Linked DNA regions of Homo sapiens: region 2 is linked to region 1. A link is a loop called in an ENCODE intact Hi-C map of the cell type or tissue named here. Cell type or tissue: A673. All regions are shown on one strand. Each heading gives the region's core, and the rest is flanking DNA. Links, peaks and the distances in the headings are about the cores only.

Region 1 (10,145 bases), core at 3,437-8,436:
GAGACTGCTCTGTTGCCCAGGCTGGAGTGCAGTGGCTCAAACTCAGCTCACTGCAACCTCTGCCTCCCAGGTTCAAGCGATTCTCCTGCCTCAGCCTCCTGAGTAGCTGGGATTACAGGCATGTGCCACCATGCCCGGCTAATTTTTTTGTATTTTTAATAGAGACAGGGTTTCACCATGTTGTCCAGGCTGGACTCGAACTCCTGACCTCAAGTGATCTGCCCGCCTCGGCCTCCCAAAGTGCTGGGATTACAGGCGTGAACCACCGCACCCGGCCAAATCTTGTTATTTTAACCCGTTGAATGTTGAGTGTTAGATCGTTACATAGCAATAGCTGCTGGATATGGAGGTACTATTGAGCCTGGAGAGGGAAGCACGTGGAGACAGCAGGGCAGACGTGTCCATGAGCAGCATGACCTCCACCATGCGCCACGGAGGGGAGATGCGCAGCAGTAGCCCGTGCCCCTCATACCAGGGAAAATTCTGGAGGGAAACACACCGAATAGCTCAGGGATGGTATTAAGGGATGAATGGGGTAATTATGTTTTTCCTTTTTCTCTTCTCCAAATTTCCTGTGATATTCTTTTTTTTGTCTGTTTTTTGGTTTGAGGTTTTTTTTTTGTTTTTTGTTTTTTGTTTTTTTTTTGAGACAGGGTCTCACTCTGTCGCCCAGGTTGGAGTGCAGCAGCGTGATCATGGCTCATCACAGCTTCGATTTCCTGGGCTTAAGTGATTCTCTAAGTCTTAAGTGAGGGCTTAAGTGAGGCTAAGTCTCAGCCTCCTGAGTAGCTGGGACTGCAGGTGCCTGCTACCATGCCTGGCTACTTTTTGTATTTTTAGTAGAGATGGGGTTTTGCCGTGTTGGCCAGGATGGTCTCGAACTCCTGACCTCAAGTGATTCGCCCACCTCAGCCTCCCAAAGTGCTGGGATTACAAGTGTGAGCCTCCGCACCCGCCCTTGGAAATAATCACTTCTAACCTGTGAGTTTCTGAATGGGGAGAGTGAGGATGAGAGTCCACATTTGGTGGCAAAGCCAGAACTAGAACTTACTTCTCCTGAGTTGGGTCTAATATTCCTCCTAGCGGATGCTAAGCCTTTCCAGCAAGGTTGAGGCTCTGGGCTGGGACTAGGGTGAGGCATGCTGCCATCAGGGTGAGAAGTTTCAGGAGGCACTTGCTCCCAGGGCCCAGCCTGCACTCAGCCAGGAGAGCTGGTGCCTCCCAGCCTGCTGTGGGCAGAGCCCGTGAGTGGGTTTTGTGTGGCTGCCGGTGCTGCTGGAAGTACACTGTCCCAGTGTGAGAAGCACGGGGTGAAAATATGTGGACTCAGCACCTGGCACAGCTGCCTTAGGAGGCGTTGAGGAGTTGAAGAGCTGTGCAGAGTGGTCACCACTTGTTTTCCACTAAAGTGTGATTTTGTCTTATTTTCTTTCTTTTTTTTGAGTCGCAGTTTCACTCTGTCCCCCAGGCTGGAGTGCAATGGCCTGATCTCGGCTCACTGCAACCTCTGCCTCCAGGGTTCAAGCGATTCTCCTGCCTCAGCCTCCCAAGCAGCTGGGACTACAGGCATGCGTCACCATGCCTGGCTAATTTTTGTATTTTTAGTAGAGATGGAGTTTCACCATGTTGGCCAGGCTGGTCTCGAACTCCTGACCTCATGATCCACCCGCCTCGGCCTCCCAAAGTGCTGGGATTAGAGGCATGAGCCACCGCATCTGGCTGTCTTATTTTCTTTGTTGTTGGTGGTGATGTCCCTTCTCCCACCACCACCATCCCATGGGGAGGATTTAATAAAGGTAGAAATGTCTCAGGACAGTAAAATCAGGAACCTTCAGAAATGGTGAAGAGATGCAGTGTTAATCCCTTCAAGAACTGAGGTGAGGGCGGGGCGCGGTGACTCACACCTGTAATCCCAGCACTTTGGGAAGCTGAGGCAGGAGGATCATTGAGGTCAGGAGTTCAAGACCAGCCTGGCCAACACAGTGAAACCCTGTCTCTACTAAAAATACAAAAATTAGCTGGGTGTGGTGGTGTGCACCTGAAATCCCAGCTACTCTGGAGGCTGAGGCAGGAGAAAGGTGGAGGCTGCAGTGAGCTGAGATCCTGCCACTGCACTCCTGGGCAGCAGAGTGAGACTGTGTCTCAAAAACAAACAAACAAAAAAAAGAATTGAAGTTAGATACTTTTAAAGATTTTTGAATATCAAAGCAACTTTTGGTCTGATCCGGTAAACTGACTGAGCAAAGCAACAACTTTAAATCTGTGTCACCTCTTCAAGCGTGTCAAGTGCCTTCAGAGTTTCCTAGGAGAGTACTCCTGGTCACAGATTACTTTCGCCTGTTGGTAGGGTGATGCCCTGAGGAGAGGAGAGGGGCAGGAAGGCTGGGGGAAGTTGAGGGCCCGGCTGGAGAGGAGTGTGGGCAGGAGGGCCTCGCTGAAGAGGAGTGTGGGCAGGAGGTCCTGGGTTTCCTTCCAAGTGCCAGGTGAGCTTGCTCCTGACTCTGAGACCCCATTCCCTCTCCCCCTGGTGGGGTTCCTCAAGAGAAAATGCCACTGCACTTCTGTGAAGTGGGCAGTCAGGGCCCTGGGCACTGGAATGGGTGACGTGCCCAGAGCAGAGGGCTCAGCGGGGCTCCTGAGTTGGCATCAAGACTCAACAGAGGCCGGGCACGGGGGCTCACACCTGTAATCCCAGCATTTTGGGAGGCCAAGGTGGGCAGATTGCCTGAGTGCAGGAATTCAAGATCAGCATGGACAACATAGTGAGACCCCGTCTCTACGAAAAAAACCATAGCTGGGTGTGGTGGCACTCAACTGTGGTCTCAATTACTCAGGAGGCTGAGGTGGGAGGATTGCTTGAGCCCAGGCGTTCGAGGCTGCTGTGAGCTATGATCGCACCACTGCACTCTAGCCTGGGCAACAGAACTAGACCTTGTCTCAAAAAAAAAAAAAGAAAAAGAAAAAGAAAAAAAAGACTCAGCAGGGCTGTCCCCAGGGCAAAGCCAAGGGCCAGTGAGGACGTCATGGGAATGCAGCGTGATGAAAGAGAACGTTTTCTCTCAGAGCTGCTCGAGAAACATGGTGCAGCCACTGTGGGAAACCAGATGGCAGTTCCTCAAAAAATTAAATGTAGAACTGCCATATGGTCCAGTAGCTCCGCCTCTGCATACCCAAAATAATTGAAAGCAGTGGCCGGCGTGGCTCATCACTGTAATCCCAGCATTTTTGGGAGGCTGAGGTGGGGGGATCACTTAAAGCCAGGAGTTCGAGACAAGCCTGGGCAACACAGCAAGACCCTGTCTCTACAAGAAATAAAAAGATTAGCTGGGTGTGGTGGTGCCCACCTATAGTCCCAGCTATTCAGGAAGCTGAGGTGGGAAGATTGCTTGAGCCCGGGAGATTGAGGGTGCAGTGAGCTATGATCGCACCTTCTCCAACCTGGGTGATAGAGCGAGACCCTATCAAAAAAAACCCCAAAAAACAAAAACAAAAACAAAAACAAAAAAAAAAAGCAGGTTTTTTTTTTTTTCTAATACAGAGTCTCACTCTGTTGCCCAGGCTGGCATGCAGTGGCATGATCTTGGCTCACTGCAGCCTCCGCCTCCTGGATTCAAGCAATTTTCCTGCCTCAGCCTTCTGAGTAGCTGGGATTACAGGCGCCCGCCACCATGCCCAGCTAATTTTTGTATTTTTAGTAGAGATGGGGTTTCACCATGTTGGCCAGGCTGGTCTCAAACTCCTGACCTCAAGTGATCCGCCCGCCTCAGCCTCCCAGAGTGATGGGATTACAGGCGTGAGCCACATGCCCTGCTAAAGCGGGTCTTACATAGGCGCTTGTACACCAGTGTTCACAGCAGCATCACTCACAATAGCCACAAGGTGGAAGCCACCCAACTATCCATCCACGGCCAGATAAATGGATAAGCAAAATGTGGTGTGTACAAGCAATGGACTATTATTCAGCCTTAAAGAAAAATGGGAATCCGGACATATGCTGTCACAGGGATGAACCTTGAGGACATTATGTTAAGTGAAATAAGCCAGACACAAGGAAAAAAAAATACTGTGTGATTCCACTCACATGAGATGCTTACAGCAGTCCAGTCCAATTCATAGAGACAGAAATGGGGGTGGTGGTTGCCAGGCGTTCAGGGGAGAGGAGGAATGAGGGAATATTGTTTAATGGGTAAAGAGTATCAGTTTGGGAAAAAAGTTCTGGAAATGGATGGTGCTGATAGTTGTACAACAATGTGAATGTGCCTAACGCCACTGAACTGTACACTTAAAAATGATTAAAGTGGTAAAATGTAGGTTATGTATATTTTACCACAGGAAAAAAAAAAGCTGTTCAACAGTGACTTGGGCTGCCTTGGGAAGTAGTGACCTGTCCATTAGTGGAGGTGTGGAAGTGAGGCTTGGACACTTGCTGGACGCTGGGGAGGTACGCGAGGATGAGGGAGAAGAGCAGAGGGTCATCCTGTGATTTGGGTCAGGATGGGGATAACAAGAGTGGTTGACATTTTTTGAGCTCTTATTTGTGTGCTGTGCCCTGAGCTAAACAATTCACGTAGATGGTCTCTTTTTCCCCTGGAGCCACTGAGGCAGGGTCTGTGTTATCCCACAGACTGACAAGGCCACAGCCCTGGTGGGCATCAGTCATTGCCACCTGCCCAGATCCCCTTCCAAGAAGGACGTGCTGCCCAGCAGCTGGGCAGGCGGTCAGCATACGGCCTTAAGTGACCAGCCCTGTAGGACAGCCTCAGCTGCTGAGATCACCCAGCCTGAGGTCACACCCTTCCCAGGGCAGCCCACATCCAGCCACTGATCTGCATGGGGGTACAAAGGCCTGGCCGTCTCTGCATGAAACTCCACGTTCAGAACTTTTTTTTTTTTTTGAGACAAGGCCTTGCCCTGTCGCCTAGGCTGGAGTGCAGTGGTGCAATCTTGGCTCACTACAACCTCTGCCTCCCGGGTTCAAGTGATTCTTCCATCTCAGCCTCCCGAGTAGCTGGGATTACAGGTGCACACCACCATGCCAGGCTAATTTTTGTATTTTTTGGTAGAGGCGGAGTTTCACCATGTTGGCCAGGCTGGTCTCGAACTCCTGACCTCAAGTGATCCGCCTGCCTTGGCCTCCCAAAGTATTGGGATTACTACAGGCATCAGCCACCACACCCAGCCCACATTCAGAACTTTTGAAAGGACATTCGGGCTTCCAGGTGTCCCCTGAGGTTGGCCCCATTGTTGCTCAGCCCGCATGGCAGCTAGACTTTCCCATTTGCCCACTCCTGCCTCTACCCACCTTGCCCAGGTGCTGATGCCAAGAGTCCTCTTCCATAAACATCCATGTCAGGGGCTCGGGAGCCTCACCTGCAGCGTTTGTTTAGGCCACTCCTCTGAGTGACGGTGGAGCTGGGGCCAGGGGAGAGAGCCTGACCTGTCTTGGACAGAGAGAAGCTCTGCTAACCCTCAAGAGGGCCACTCAGGGCTTCTTGGGTGACCTTGGTCCCCAGTACTCAGCCAGTCTGAGGACCCAGAGCCTTGGAGACCAGGGGCGAGTGTGCCTTGGGCTTCTGTTATCCCCATTGCGCCTGCCTAATAGCAGAACCACACCACAATAACACTGGAGCTAAATTCTAATAGCTAGCCCCACCCGTTAATGGCCTCTTATACATTTAAATTGGGTGTGATCCTTTGGGAACTGTAATGTTATTCATGGAGATTGTGTCGCCTAATTTGAATACAGAAAACTGTACTTAAGAGATACGGCAGCTCAGATGGTTTCTTCTTTCCCTCCTCCTGTCCAGCTTCTCAGTTCGGCTTGGCTGAGGGTACACTGTGTGCCAGAGAAGCATAAGGGCCGCTGCCACCATTAAGTAGAGAAAAGAATGCGGAACAGCAGGGCATGGTGGCTCACACCTGTTATCCCAGCACCATGGGAGGCCCAGGTGAGGATCGCTTGAGTCCAGGAGGTCGACCAGCCTGGACAATGTAGTGGGACCCTGTCTCAAAAAAAAGGAAGGAAGGAAGGGAGGGAAGGAGGAAGGAAGGAAGGAGGGAAGGAAGGAAGGAAGGAAGGAAGGAAGGAAGGAAGGAAGGAAGGAAGGAAGGAAGGAAAGAAGGAAAAAATGCAGTGTGGAAGTCAATTGAAACCAACAAAAAGTCAGAATTCCACTGTGTGACTTCAGCAAATTACTTAGCCTCTCTGAGCCTCGGTTTTCTTGTCTATAAGTGACAAGAGTTTTAGTTCTCCTGCTGTGGGAGGACTGCATGTCAGTGAATACACAGAGAGCACACAGCATGGGGTACTCAAGTATCAAATATTTGAAGTATTGGCTGCAAAAATTCACAAGAGTTATTTGTTTGGACCACCTCGATCCTCATGTTTTTCAATGTAAATAACAATAGAAAGATTGGCAGGCAGGTTGTTTTTCATTTTTCTTTTTTGTGTTTTTGAGACAGGGTCTGCTCTTGAATACACCAGCAGCCTTGAACAAGATGTTCACGGCGGCTCGATTGGTGGGGAGGGGGTTTGCCCAGATGTGCAACAGTAGGGAAGGCTGTGGAGGAAAGTAAGGAACTCCAGCTGCCTGCAGAGAATGTGACACTGCCATAAGACCAGGAGAGTGGCGGGGCCCCTGTGAGGCTCCAGAACTCAGCGCCTGCTCCCTCTTTCCTGGTGGAGGAGCATCCCTGCCCCGACAACACACACATCACACAGGAAGTGGGGCTTTTCCCTACAGAAAACCTGGCTTCAGACCTAGGTAGCTCTGGATAACCAGGACAGAATCACATCTGAGCTGGAACTGTCCCCATCTAACCCCACTGCTCCCCACACAGAGGGGACACTGAGGCCCAGTGGGGGATGACTTGTCCAGGGACACACGGCTGGCCCAGAACTTGGGTCCTGGCCTCTGTCTTGGGCCCTTCTCTGACCAGCTGCCTTTTCCACTTCCTTGCAGCTGGCAGGAGGTGCCTCCTTCTTTGTCCAGAAAGAAGAAAGAGTGGCTGCTTGGCCCGGGGGCTGTCAAAGGGCAAACCAGGTCAATGGTCCCACCCGGCCCACAGCGTCAGAGGTCCCCCACGAACGACTTGGCTGAGGCATCCCTCCAGGGGTGGGGATTGGCCCCTCCATCCTCATGGCAAGCATGCTAATAGGCCTCCTCCTATCACTGCCTCCTGTTTCTTGGATGGGATAAACTGTTTGGCCTTTGGACAAGATTACTTTTGCACCAAACAGGATTGTTATCACTTAATTGAAAATAATTATCCAATGCAAATTGAGTTCAACTTATCTAGCTGGAAATAAAGAAGTGAGTATTTTGGGTGGTTTCACTGCTGCAAAGGCAGGTATTTTAAGCAAATGAAAGTAACGAGATGCAGGCTGTGTTTTCTGCAGGAGGCCCTGGGAAATCTGGGGGCCTTTCTTGAGTTGGCCCCTATGGCCGGGAAGTCTGGGTCACCCCCTTGTCCACATCAGCGGTTGTTCTAATGAGTCTGTACTGGGGGAGAAGCTCTGACAGAGCCGGAGGCCGTGGGGGTGGCTGACTGTGGCAGGGGTGCCTATAATCCCACACTGTGGTTCTGTCCCTGTGGAGCTTATCTCTTCAGACACAGGCCCTGGCCTCCTCCAGAAACAAGAAAAAAGTGTAGGGGGAAGGAGAGAGTGCTCTTAATGTAGGTCTACTGTGGGTGGCCACGTCTCCTCCTCTGTGTCCTTTACCACAGGCACTGTGCCCTTCAACCATCCAGGTACCTGAGCCAAACCAAGTTCTCTGAGGCTCTCTCCGTCTTGCCCACTCACTCGACTGGCCGCTAACTCCATTTGCTTACTTAAGTATTTCTTGGCTTTGTTAATTTCTTTCCACGCCCACTGTATCAGTTGCCCATTGCTGCAGCAATACTGCGTAACAAACAGCCCCAGAATCTCAGTGGTCTGCAACAACAGGCGTTCCTTCTCAGGGCCTGCAGCTCTACTGACCTTGGCTGGGCTCACTCAGGGGTTGGCAAGCTGGTGGGCATCTCTGCTGTACGTGTCCCTCATCCTCCTAGGGTCCACGGCCAAGCTGGACAGGTTCTTCTCATGGTGATGGCAGATGCATGAGAGGAAAAGTAGAAATATGTAAGGTCTCTTACCATCAGCTCTCAGACCTGGTATCAAGACTCATCTGCCCCATTCCATTGATCAAAGTAAGTCACAAGACCAAGCCCAAAGTCTCATATAGCCAGAGTGTGGATGCAGGGAGGTGGAAGAATTGGGACTAAAATTCACACCTACTACTGCCACCACTGACCTTCCTGGGACCTCCAGTCCTGACGTCCCCACTGGAGTCCTCACCTCTGGTCTCAAACTCTCTGATCTATTCTCCATAGAGTAGTTAGTTTGCTCCTTCTAAAATGCAGACCTGAGCATATTACCTTTCAGCTTAAAAATCCTTACAATCCTTCTTTCATGTGGGGGTCTTATTCCTGTTTTCTGAGAATAATTGAAATTCAATTGTAAAATTACTCTTTTTAGCAATACCCTAAGGAGCCTATGAAAGATGCCAACAGTACAGTTATTGTGGTGGCCCCTCTAATTGAGTGGCTCTGGTTCTCCTTGTTTCTAGGGGCAGCCCTGGCTGTGCGTGCTCACACATGGCAATGCACGGGAGATCTGCAGCCCGGACAGGAGCTGGAGCACGTGGGAAGGACATGAGGCAAATGCTCAAGGACTCGAGAACAGCAGGCCCCAGTGGTGGGAGGGGCACCCTTTGAGCACTGTTACATGGGAAGGCCATGGCACGGCGCCAGGCTCATGGCAGGGACTTTATTCTCTTCCAAACTCCAACCATGAATCCACCCAGGTGTAAACCTTCTACAGTAAGCCAATTGTGCCTACTGAAGCTCTGTAGACAAGTGCTGCTCAAAATGTCACCTGCAGACCTGTGCTGCTCTGCAAACGCTTGGTTAGATGTCCATGAAGGGGAATAAGAAGCTCGCACTGGAATGTACGTTACTGTCACTCAGCGGGCTATTTAGTCCTGCTGACTTTTTCCACAGCAAGACTTTCTCAATAAAGGAAGCAGGTCACTGATTTACTCTCTGGGGCAAAAGCTGCTTAACTCATGGTAACAAAGTTTGTGGCCCAGCTACTTTCAGGCTGCTTCTGGGGACACTAACCTGAGGTGTCCAAGCATCTCTGAGTGGTACCCAGGGAAAATTATGAAGGCATTAGGCAAAAGCTAGTAGTTTAAAAAATCATAAACGCTATAATAATAAAAAATGAGAGGTTACCTCAATATAAAAAGAGATAAGTGGTTAAATAAGTTATATATGTCCTCTTAATGTAGTTGACAGCACTTATAAAATAAGAGGTTGAGGACTTTATAACGGGACGAAGAAAGGCTTAGGATATGACAGGAACTTACAACAGAAGTATGATATAAAATGGTGTGAGCAGCCCCCACGAACACGTAGAGAAGATATATGTGCTCACACTCACCTACTCGGAAGGAAATGCACAAAAATACAAATAGGGGATTTGTTAGGGTGACGTAATGATTAAGTTTTCTTTTCTTTTCTTTTTTTTTAATTTGAGACAGTGTCTCACTCTGTCGCCCAGGCTGGGGTGCAATGGCGCCATCTCAGCTCACTGCAACCTCTGCCTCCCAGGTTCAAGCGATTCTCCTGCCTCAGCCACCTGAGTGGCTGAGACTACAGGCGCCCGCCACCACGCCCGGCTAATTTTTTTCATATTTTTAGTAGAAACGGGGTTTCACCATGTTGGCCAGGCTGGTCTTGAATTCTTGACCTTAGGTCATCCACCTGCCTCGGCCTCCCAAAGTGCTGGGATTATGGCCATGAGCCACCTTGCCCAGCCTATTTTTCATACTTTTGGGATACAGTTCTGTTACTTTATAATGAAAACAATTGTACGCCTAGTAATAAAATATTTCCACCATCCATCCAGATGGTACCCTGTATTTCAGTGTTTCATTAGATTCCCACATTTATACATTAAACAGTCATTAATTCAGATACACAAATTCAGGGTTTATGATCACTCATACCCCTTCTTCCCTCCCTTCTTCTCTTTCTCCCTCCCTCCCCCCTTCCCTGCCTCCCTTTATCCTTTCCTTCTCTCCCTCCTTTCCTCCCTCCCT
Region 2 (10,145 bases), core at 2,179-7,178, 450 kb after region 1:
AGGCCTCTGGATTCGGGGACCTGAGGTCAAACGGGCAACATCTTCACCAGCCCACAGAGGGAACCTAAGCCCTTCCTGGGGCCATATCAAGGAGAACCCCATTCCACACAGTGAGGACCCCATCTTGGTGGGCACAGACATTAGTGAGTCAGAAGGGCCCCAATGGATTTGGTCCATCTCCCTCATGACAGATGGAGTCACTGAGGCCTGGCAAGGGGAGGGTCTGGCCCTGGTTGCATGGGAGTCCAGGGCAGAGCCAGGTCTCCAGGTCCCTTGCCACCCCATCTGATCCATTGTAATCAAGGCAGAACTACTCCTTAACATACACTTTGCCAGGTGGAATTTTGTGTGTCCAGGTTTAAAGAACGCAGGGCATTCCTCCTTGCAGATTCAGTGCTCTTTCCCCAGCTGGAGGAGGATAGTGGGTGTGTGGCCAGGGCCCTTCATGGAGGAGTGTCTGAGCTGTACCTTCAGGGGTGGCAGTAAAGTCCCCTCCAACTCTAACTCTGCTTCCAGGTAGGGGACCAGTGCTGCACACGGGGTGGGCAGCAGGGCTCCCCTCTCTGAGCTCTAGTTCTGCATCTGTCCACATCCCAGGACTCCCGGGGCACCACGGACCTGCAAGGACTTTGCAAACTGGAAAGTGCTAGGCAGGCAAGAGGACTTAGACTTCTTGTGTTTGGAACTTTGGCATCCCTGAAGATGCAGGGATGATGGCTTTCAAGGAGCAGGGCAGGGCACCAGGAAGAGGAGGCGAGAGAGTAAGCTCCTGGCTGTCCTTGGCTTCTTGCGTTCTCTCGTTATTTCACAGGTATTTGTTGGATGGCTGATGAGCGGTGACAGGCGGTGCCATGAGTCAAATATGTGTGGTTTAACTTTATTTATTTTAACTATGGAGACTTTCTTTCTTTTTTTTCCTTTTTTTTTTTTTTTGAGACAGGGTCTCCCTCTGTCACCCAGGCTGGAATGCAGTGGTGCGATCTTGGCTCACTGCAAAGTTCGCCTCTGGGGTTCAAGCAATTCTCCCACTTCAGCCTCCTGAGTAGGTGCCCACCACCACAGCCTGACTATTTTTGTATTTTTAGTAGAGATGGGGTTTCATCATATTGGCCAGGCTGGTCTTGAACTCCTGACCTCAGGTACTCCACCTGCCTCAGCCTCCCAAAGTGCTGGAATTACAGGTGTGAGCTACCGTGCCCAGCCATAATTACGGAGACTTTCAAAGTAGACTTGGAGTAATTTAATCAGCCTCCAAGCACCCCTCCCCCAGATTCAACTCATGACAATTGTTGCACTGATATCCCTCCCCCGACACACTCCACTTATCTTTTAATGGCTTTATTGAAATATAATTTTTATATCATAAAATTCACTCATTGTAAGTGCATGAATCAATAGTTTTTAGTAGATTTAAGGAGTTATGCAACTATCACCACAGTTTGGTTTTGGACTCGTTTCATCACTCCAGAAAGATCCCTCATGCTGGTTTATAGTTAATCTCTGATCCCACCCCCATCTCCAGCCAATCATGGATCTGTGCTCTGTGCTTGTAGATTTGCCACTTCTAGCATCTCTATGGGCTATCCTATATGTCTGGACTTTTTCACCTAGCATAATGCTTTTGAGATTCATCCATGTTGTAACATGTATCAGCACTCCACCCCTTTTCACTGTTGAATAGTATTCCATTGTGTAGATATACCACATTTTATTAACTGCACTTTATTTTTCGACAAACTTCAGACATTATGTCACTTCACCTGTAAATATTCTAGAATGAATCTTTAAAAGACACAATCTTTTATTATTTTTTTGAGACAAGGTCGCCCAGACTGGAGTGCAGTGGTGTGATCAAGGCTCACTGTGGCCTCAACCTCCTGGGCTCAAGTGATCCTCCTGCCTCATTCTCCAAAATAGCTGGGACTACAGGCATGCCACTATGCTTAGCTAATTTTTAATTTTTTTGTGGAGATGGGGTCTTGTTATGTTGCCCAGGCTTGTCTCAAACTCCTGGCCTCAAGTAATCCTCCTGCCTCAGCCTCCCAAAATGCTGGAATTACTGGTGTGAATCACAGTGCCTAGCCAGACAAGACCTTTTAAAAAGCATAACCACACCACTATCACATCCACAAAGTTAGCACATCCATTCATGTCATCAAATACTCAGTTGGTGCTCACATTGCCAATTGTCTCATTATATGTTATGATTTTTTTTTTTTTTTTTTTGAGACAGAGTCTCACTCTGTTGCCCAGGCTGGAATGCAGTGGCTCGATCTCGGCTCAGTGTGCAGCCTCCGCCTCCTGGGTTCAAGCAATTCTCCTGCCTCAGCCTCCTGAGTAGCTGGGACTGCAGTCACATGCCACCACGGCTGGCTGATTTTTTTATTTATAGTAGAGATGGGGTTTCACCGTGTTGGCCAGGCTGGTCTTGAACTCCTGATCTCAGGTGATCCGCCCACCTCAGCCTCCCAAAGTGCTGTAATTACAGGCGTGAGCCACCGCGCCTGGCCATGTTTTTTGTTTTTTGTTATTTAATGATTATTTATTTTACAGTTTGTTTGAATCAGGGTCCACATTGTGACTATCGATTTGTCTCTAAGCCTCCTTTAACCTACAGGTTCACCATCTCTTGTTCTTGACTTGCCATTCATTTGTTGAAGAGGGAATCTAGACTTTGTCATGTGGCCAGTGATAGAGGCAAAGAGCATCAGCAGTGGAAGGAGACTTAGAGATCCTCCAGTGAAGGTCCTCAGACAGGTGGGGAAGCAGAGGCCAGTGAAAGGAGGGGCTTGCAGACCCCTTTGCCTGCTCAGCCTCAGTCGCTGGAGCCAGGCTCTGGAGACACCTCTCACCCACTCCAGCTTCTGTCCTCCTTCTGGGTAGATGTAGAGGTGGGCAGGTGTCTGGTCCTTCAGAATGGGAATGGTTGGCCTGGCTCTGGCCCAGCTCCCAAGGGATACCTGTGGCCTGGCGGTGAGCCTACAGGAGCCCAGCAGGTGACAGGGAGGCCTCCTGGCCCCAGGTGGCCATCTGAGGTGACCAGCCCTGCAGCCTTGCCCCATGCGCTGCCCTCTTTTGTGCTGCCCTCCTTCTCACGTGTCTGTGTTTCTTTTCTCCTCCATGCTATGGCAGTGGTGCCCCGTGCTGATGAGACAATACTTGGTGCAGCCCCAGGCAGTCCTTTTCCAGGTAATTTCCTAGGGACCCAAATGATGCCCAGTGCACACTCTCCTGGGGCACGTGCCTCCTTGAGTCCCTTGCTAGAATTCCTGAACCTCTCATATTGCTTAGTTTCCAAAGTGGTGTCCCTCTCCTTACCCCTCAGATTCTCATGATCGTCGAGGTAGGCAGGCAGCTAGGGACTAGAATTAAAATTTCATTTTACTCATGGTGAAAATGAGATTCATAGAACTGGCCCAGCTCACCTACAGCCACACAAGTGAGAAAGGGGCAGAGCTGGGACAAAAACCCTGTGTTATCACTCCTAGTTCAGTCTTTTTTCCCCCACTGGGTCAAAGGCTATCAATGATGCAGATAAAAATGAACTAAGGGCCAGGCGCAGTGGCTCACGCCTGTAATCCCAGCACTTTGGGAGGTTGGGGTGGGTGGATCAATTGAGCTCAGCAGTTCAAGACCAGCTTGAGCAACATGGTGAAACCCCATCTCTACAAAAAATTAAATAATTAGGTGCTGGGTGTGGTGGCGTGTGCCTGTAGTCCCAGCTACTTGGGAGGCTGAGGTGGGAGGATCCCTTGGGCCTGGGAGGTTGAGGCAGCAGTGAGCCATGATTGTGACACTGCACTCCAGCCTGGGTGAGAGAGCAAGACCTTGTCTCAAAAAAAAAAAAAAAAAAAAAAAAAGGACATCCATCCCTATCCCTGTACCTCAGTTTTTCTATGTTGGGAAAGATGACCCTGACTGTCCTTCTATTATAGTTCTGATATTTCAGAGGACAAGCTGTTCCATCATCTAGAACATGGTGTCTGTGAGGATGGTGCACACACCTTGAGCTGGTGGTCTTGACCTTGAGGTCTTATAAGAGTCTGTGGCAGCTGGGTGTGGTGTCTCATGCCTGTAAATCCCAGCACTCTGGGAGGCTGAGGTGGGTGGATCATCTGAGGTCAGAAGTTCAAGACCAACCTGACTAACATGGTGAAACCCCATCTCTACTCAAAATACAAAAATGAGCTGGGCATGGTGGTGGGTGCCTGTGATCCCAGCTACTCAGGAGGTTGAGACGGGAGAATCACTGAAACAGGGAGGTGGAGGTTGCAGTGAGCCGAGATTGCACCATTTCACTCCAGCCTGGGCAACAGAGCGAGACTCTGTCTCAAAAAGAAAGATTCTGTGGCAGCAGGCAGAGGAAGTTTTATCCCAATGGTTGCATTGCAGTGGGAAATCTGTGAATTGCTGACTTCAGTTCATTTCTGTTCCTGGGTCATGGTCAAGGACAGCACCAGGGTGCCCTGATGAAGAGGGAGAAGAAGCCTAAAATGACATCCTAAGAAAGAACCCCAAGGGCTCAGAAAAAGTAGGAAATGTAGAACACAGCTGTTGCCTGTGATTCTTAGGGGCTGGGGTTGGCGGGGGCAATGTACCCAAGTATGTAGGTGCACCAACACACTTACACATCTGTGACTGCGTGTGTACCTCTGCACCCCGCCACTCAGCCTTTGGCTTCGAAAAAACTGAGAAATGGAAGTAGAATGCCGTTGTTACCAGGAAAAGAGGCACCAGGAATTCCTTTCCTCTTCTCTTTCTTTCTCTCTCTCTCTCTCTCATCCATCCTTCCTTCCTTCCTTCCTTCCTTCCTTCCTTCCTTCCTTCCTTCCTTCCTTCCTCCTTCCTTCCTTCTTCCTTCCTTCCTTCCATCTTTCTTTTTCTGTCAGTTCACCTTTCCCAGCCTTCACTTTCACAAAGAACTTGAGGTGGCCTGCAAAATAAGCAAGTATGTGTATCTAAGTTAAGTTTGGAAAAAAAGTTCAGAAATTACATAGAGAAAAGGGGAAGATCATTGTGGCAGGAGCCAGCAATGATGTGCTTATGGTGGTTGAACACTGAATTTGACCGAGTTTCCTGGCAGTCAAAGCCAAAAGAGACATGCAGTGGTTTCCAGTGTTCTTGTTGTTTAGTCAGAGGCAGATTAATGACTCACCAGGGGAAACACTTTACTGGTGTTGAATTGTAGGAGGGATTGATAAGGAATTTGAATATTCTAGTGGGCAGTGTCCCCAGAGGTTTTAAACAATCTTCTTTTTATGGCTGTTTTCTTTTTTTGCCTCGTAAAAGTGTTGAATGCCTGATATTCCATCAGAGACTGGTGAAAGCACCACCCAGGGGCTTTAATATGTTGGATAGGGATGTGGCTTTCTGGTGACCTGACTCGATGTGGGGTAGAGGTGGAAGGAGGGAAGGGGATGTTAGCGTATCACTTAGTGCTCTTGTTCAAACACTTCCCAGTTAATTTTTGAGTGTTGTAGCTCATAACATGCTACTGAACCATTATTCATTCATTCATTCAACAAGCACTTAGGGGGCACTAAGGATGTTCCATGTTCCACACTGTCAAGGCAACCTGGAGGGAGATAGACAAACAGCCACTCTACATGGTGATAATGGAGGTCTGTGCAAAAAGCCACCAAGTATGGAAGCATAGACAAGGGAGAGATTGTTTCTTTGTAGGAGTGTGGAGTTCAGGAATGGCTCCACCAAGGAGGTGACATGTGAACTGGGTCTTGTGGATAATGTAAGAGTTCTCTAAGTCACGGAGTGAGAGGGACCCTCCAGGCGGAGGTAGGACAGTGTCTGGAATGGCTGAGGAGCTGTGGTGTAGCAATGTTCCAGGGAACCCAAGAGATTGGGGAGAATGCAGTTGCCTTTAAAAATCACGGACACCTCAAAAGGACAAACGGTGATGAGGACTTAGGGAACAATTAAACACCAAAACTAAATGACAGCTTCCCCTGGCTCATGCAGGAGCAGAGTAAGAACTGAGGGAATCCCACCAAAGAAGAGAGGCTGGGCTCTGGGCAAGCCCTGCAAGGTGGTTATGGTGAAAGGCCCAGATATCTGGGTGCAGTGGCTCATGCCTGTAATCCCAGCACTTTGGGAGGCCGAGGCAGGTGGATCACTTGAAGCCAGAAGTTCAAGACCAGCCTGGCCAACATGGCGAAACCCTGTCTCTACTAAAAATACAAAAAATTAACTGGGTGTGGTGGCATGTGTCTGTAATCCCAGCCACTTGGGAGGCTGAGGCAGGAGAATCGCTTGAACCCGGGGGGCGGAGGTTGCAGTGAGCCAAGATCGTGCCACTGCACACCAGCCTGGGTGACAGAGCAAGACTTTGTCTCAAAAAAAAAAAAAAGAAAAAGAAAAAGGAAAGGCACAGATGGTGAAGTGCAGCTAAGGACTCGTTTCCAAGTGTCCCGCCGTCCCCCAGGGCCTGGCTTATAGGGAGGTTTGCTTTGCTTTCTGGGAGCCAGTGGTGGTTGGATGCCTGGATTTTCGGACCTCCCGCTGCATGTATAACATAAGTTGAAGATTTCTTGTCTTAAAAAGATGATCCAAACCTAACTTTTGAAGTGGCTGAACGAGCTTTGTTTGATACTGAATTTGTTGACTAAAACAAAAATCAAATAGCAACATAAGCCTCTTCCATCTGGAAATTAAATATGTAAGGGGCAGGATATATCCCTGTTGACCACCCTTTTTGTGGTTCTTTTAAACCCAGGTTGGCTCTGCTTTCTTGGGGGAAGTAAAGGCATTCCCTTGCAGACCCAGCAGCCCAGCCCATGTCAGAGAGAAGAGGCTGAGGTCTAGGAATGTGCCAGGCCCCAGGGTGGGCTGGGGAGGGGTGCAGGGATGCTGACTCTTGGCTGGGATGCTGCCTGGCCCTAGGAAGAGCACTCCTTCCTTCATTCACCCAGTGTTCATTGTGCAAGCCCTTCACAATCGAGTTCCAGCTAGTCTACCATTCCATCTTTCCCCTTTACGCTTGCACCCCCTCTAACTATTGCATGTGCCCTGTTTCTGGGTCACTCTTGTCCTATTACCTCTGAGCCTGACTTCGGCTGTTCTCAGTCTTGGGAGTTAGGGATTGTTCACTCCCAGGTTAAATACAGCCTGCACCAAGAAACCCTTCCTGACCACTTCACGCCCCATATACATTAATGACTCTGTGCTCTTGTCCCTCTTGGATGGAATTTCTGGGCCAATGTGTCTTCTCTTGGTGTTTGTGGGTGAGGGTCAAAGAGTGTGTCTGGTCTTCACACATCATGTTGCACACAACAGGGCTCAGTAAAGGTTGAACGAATGCACGCCCACCATTCACTAGGGCATTCGGGAACACAGAGAGGAGGGCGGAACTGGGACCTACCCCTGGGGGCCCAGAAACTCTAGAAGATGCCATCTAGGAAAAGACCCTTGTCAGAGGCATTTTGACCTGCCGTCTTTGCACACAGCAATGAACTGAAGGAGTTGCTTCCAGTGAGTGGAATTCTAAATTCATGCCCGATTCATTCTCAGAAAATTAGGAGGCTAATGCCACGACCAAGTCTTGTTCTACAGAAGAGGAAGTCTAGACAGCAACCTTTTTCCAATAGCTCTTGCTGCATGGAATGAAGCAGTATTTTCCAAACTTTGCTGGCTGTAACCTAGATCAAGAAGTACATCTTAATCTCTACCTCGTACACACATACCCACTGACATGGGAAACAAAGATTCACAAAACAGGACTTATCCTTTCTATGTGGGAGACCCTTGGATATTTTTTTTTCAGTTTCATTTATAAAAATGTTGGGACCAGCAAGTTGATTTCACTGTGTTTTAATGGATCAGGTACTGAGAGTATAAAGATCATTAGGGTCATTGTCAAGGTTTTGGAGTCAGAAGGACCCAGGTTTGAATCCTGGCTTGGGCACCTAGAAGCTGTATGAACTTAGTTAGGCAAGTCATTCCTGCGCTATCATAAAAGCCTCAGTTTCTTCATCTGTAAAATGGGGATGTCATAGAGCCTGCTTCAAGGGGTGACTGTGAGGATTAAATGGGATAGTACAGCTAAAGCTCCTGGTACAGAGTGAATGCTCAGTGAGTGTGAGATTTTGATGCAATTGTGAAGACTGTGGTTGTTATTGTTCTGGCACCACTTGGCGGGGCCAGCAGAATGAGGGTGGGACTCACACTTCCTGGGGAATGGTGGTTATGAAAGACTTCTTGGAGGAGGAGGCACTGAGACAGGGCAGCAGGATGACTGGGTCCCACCACTAACCCCACAGTGAGCAGGAACTCTGCGTGAGCATCCCAGGCCAGAAAAGGCACTCTTCCTTCCATGAAGGGCAGACTTGTTCCCAAGGATTTTTGGCTGGACCTAGAGCTCGCCACGTTGGATGCCTTTGCCTTCCACATTTAGGTCTCTAATCCACCTGGAATTGATTTTTGTGTCTGGTGTGAAGATCCAATTTCTTTTTTCCCCTGTTTCTGAATGGATAACCAGTTACCCCTGCTCTGTTTATTAAAGAGTCCATCCTTTCCTGCTGATTTGTACACCATCTCCTTCATATATCACGGTTCCATATGTGCACGGACCAGGGTCTGGACTGGATTCTGTTTCATTGGCCTATTTATCTACCCCTGTGCCAATACCACCCTGTCTTAATTACTGTAGCTCTGTAGCGATTCCTGATGCCTGGTAAGCCTGTCCCCCTGGCCTTGTTCTTCTCCCTTAGAAGGACCTGGGCTTGCTTTGGGCCTGTGCTCTTCTCCACATGTTTCAGAACCAGCCTTTGATGAATGAGGATCAAAGAGCCCTGGGGAACTCTGGACATGCTGTCCTCAGCACGAATCATCTAGAGCCTGGGCCTGCAGCACCTCCTGGACTCGCTGCTGCCATCACCCCCAGTCAAAACTTTAGCTGCCCAGGAAGTAATCTCTGATTTGAAGGGAAAGACACCAGGAATGTGCCTGAGTCCCAGCCCCTTCTGCCTGCCACCCAGTGGCTCCTTTGGTTTCCCTCCCAGTGGCTCAGTCCTCATCATTTTACTCAGGGTGCCTGCAGCTCCTTCCAGAAGACTGCTTGCTTCTGTGTCCCTCCCTGACAAGGACATAACCCTGGACCAACATGGGTGTGTCCTCCATCAGCAATGCCAGCGTCCTGGAGGAAACTCCCCACATAAAATCTTCACATGCACAAACAAATTTGTTGGCTTAAGTGTTTGCAAATTCCCTCCTCCCTCCCTCCCTTTCTCTCCCTTCCTTCTTTCTTTCCTTCCTTCCTCCCTCCCTCCCTCCCTTTCTCTTTTCCTTCCTTCCTTCCTTCCTTCCTTCCTTCCTTCCTTCCTTCCTTCCACCTCTTTCTTTTTTTTGACAGAGTCTTGCTCTGTCACCCAAGCTGGAGTACAGTGGCATGATCATGGCTCACTGCAGCCTCGATCTCCTGGGCTCAGTCGATCTTCCCGCCTCAGCTTCCCGAGTAGCTGGGACTACAGGTGAAAGCTACCACACCTGGCTAATTTTTGTATTTTCTGTAGAGACAGGGTTTCACCATGTTTCCCAAGGTGGTCTTGAACTCTTAGATTCAAATGATCCACCCGCTTTGGCCTCCCAAAGTGTTGGAATGACATGCGTGAGCCACTGCACCCAGCCGCATATATTTTCTTTACCTGAAAATAGGCCCTGGGGTGGGGTGGGAGGAAGAGACTTGTCACTCATGCTTATAATTTAGTCTATCCTTCAGTTGAAAGATCCAGGTTGGTGCCTTTGCTGCCTTCTCTGGAGACCATTCTGACAGTGGCTTGGATGACAAGGAAATGACTCATTGCAAACTCTGATTTCGTGAAATGGCTTAAAGAAAGGAGCGTGACTCATGGGCTAAATACACATGGTTGGTGTGGACTTGGTAAATTAGATATGTGCACCCTGTGGTTTTCAGCATACAGGTGTTTACCTGCTTCTAGAATTCAAAAACACTTGCCAAATGGTGGCTCAGTTAGTTTGCCATATTGGATTAGGGTGGGAATTCATGGTGACCCACCCCAATTGGTATTCTTCCCTGTTGGTGGTGGGTAAAGCCCTCCTCCCCTTGAGCCTCAGTTTATTCATCTGTGAAATGAGGATTTGGAATGGATGATCTCCCAGATTCCTCTTAACCC

Evidence for each region. Peaks named below come from ENCODE experiments on the same cell type or tissue, not always from the same donor. Only the 100,000 strongest peaks of a DNase experiment are listed, where the experiment ranks them.
Region 2: a loop joins it to region 1, with 19 times the contacts of the local background. A loop is called at or near these places in 1 of 110 quality-filtered maps.

What each region holds. Positions count from the first base shown.
Region 1 is chr9:37,380,109-37,390,253 of GRCh38, reverse strand. It overlaps LINC01627 (long intergenic non-protein coding RNA 1627), which reads left to right. Exons shown (of 3, transcript XR_002956875.2): 3 at 5,808-5,887. It overlaps LOC124902153 (a long non-coding RNA gene), which reads right to left. Exons shown (of 3, transcript XR_007061478.1): 2 at 7,982-8,077. Among named protein-coding and RNA genes, the nearest start is that of LINC01627, 9.6 kb to the left of the region's middle. RefSeq lists enhancers at 4,268-4,768, 9,628-9,697 and a silencer at 7,753-7,802. In A673, for the core only: a CTCF peak has its summit at 3,856 (motif pointing right); DNase peaks (open chromatin) are centred at 3,883, 5,923, 6,253 and 6,623; H3K4me3 peaks cover 649 bases; H3K27ac peaks cover 3,980 bases.
Region 2 is chr9:36,923,932-36,934,076 of GRCh38, reverse strand. All of the region lies in intron 6 of PAX5 (paired box 5), which reads left to right. Among named protein-coding and RNA genes, the nearest start is that of MIR4476, 35 kb to the right of the region's middle. RefSeq lists enhancers at 4,277-4,416, 4,946-4,995. In A673, for the core only: no CTCF peak of the experiment used is centred there; DNase peaks (open chromatin) are centred at 4,686 and 5,186; H3K27ac peaks cover 2,269 bases.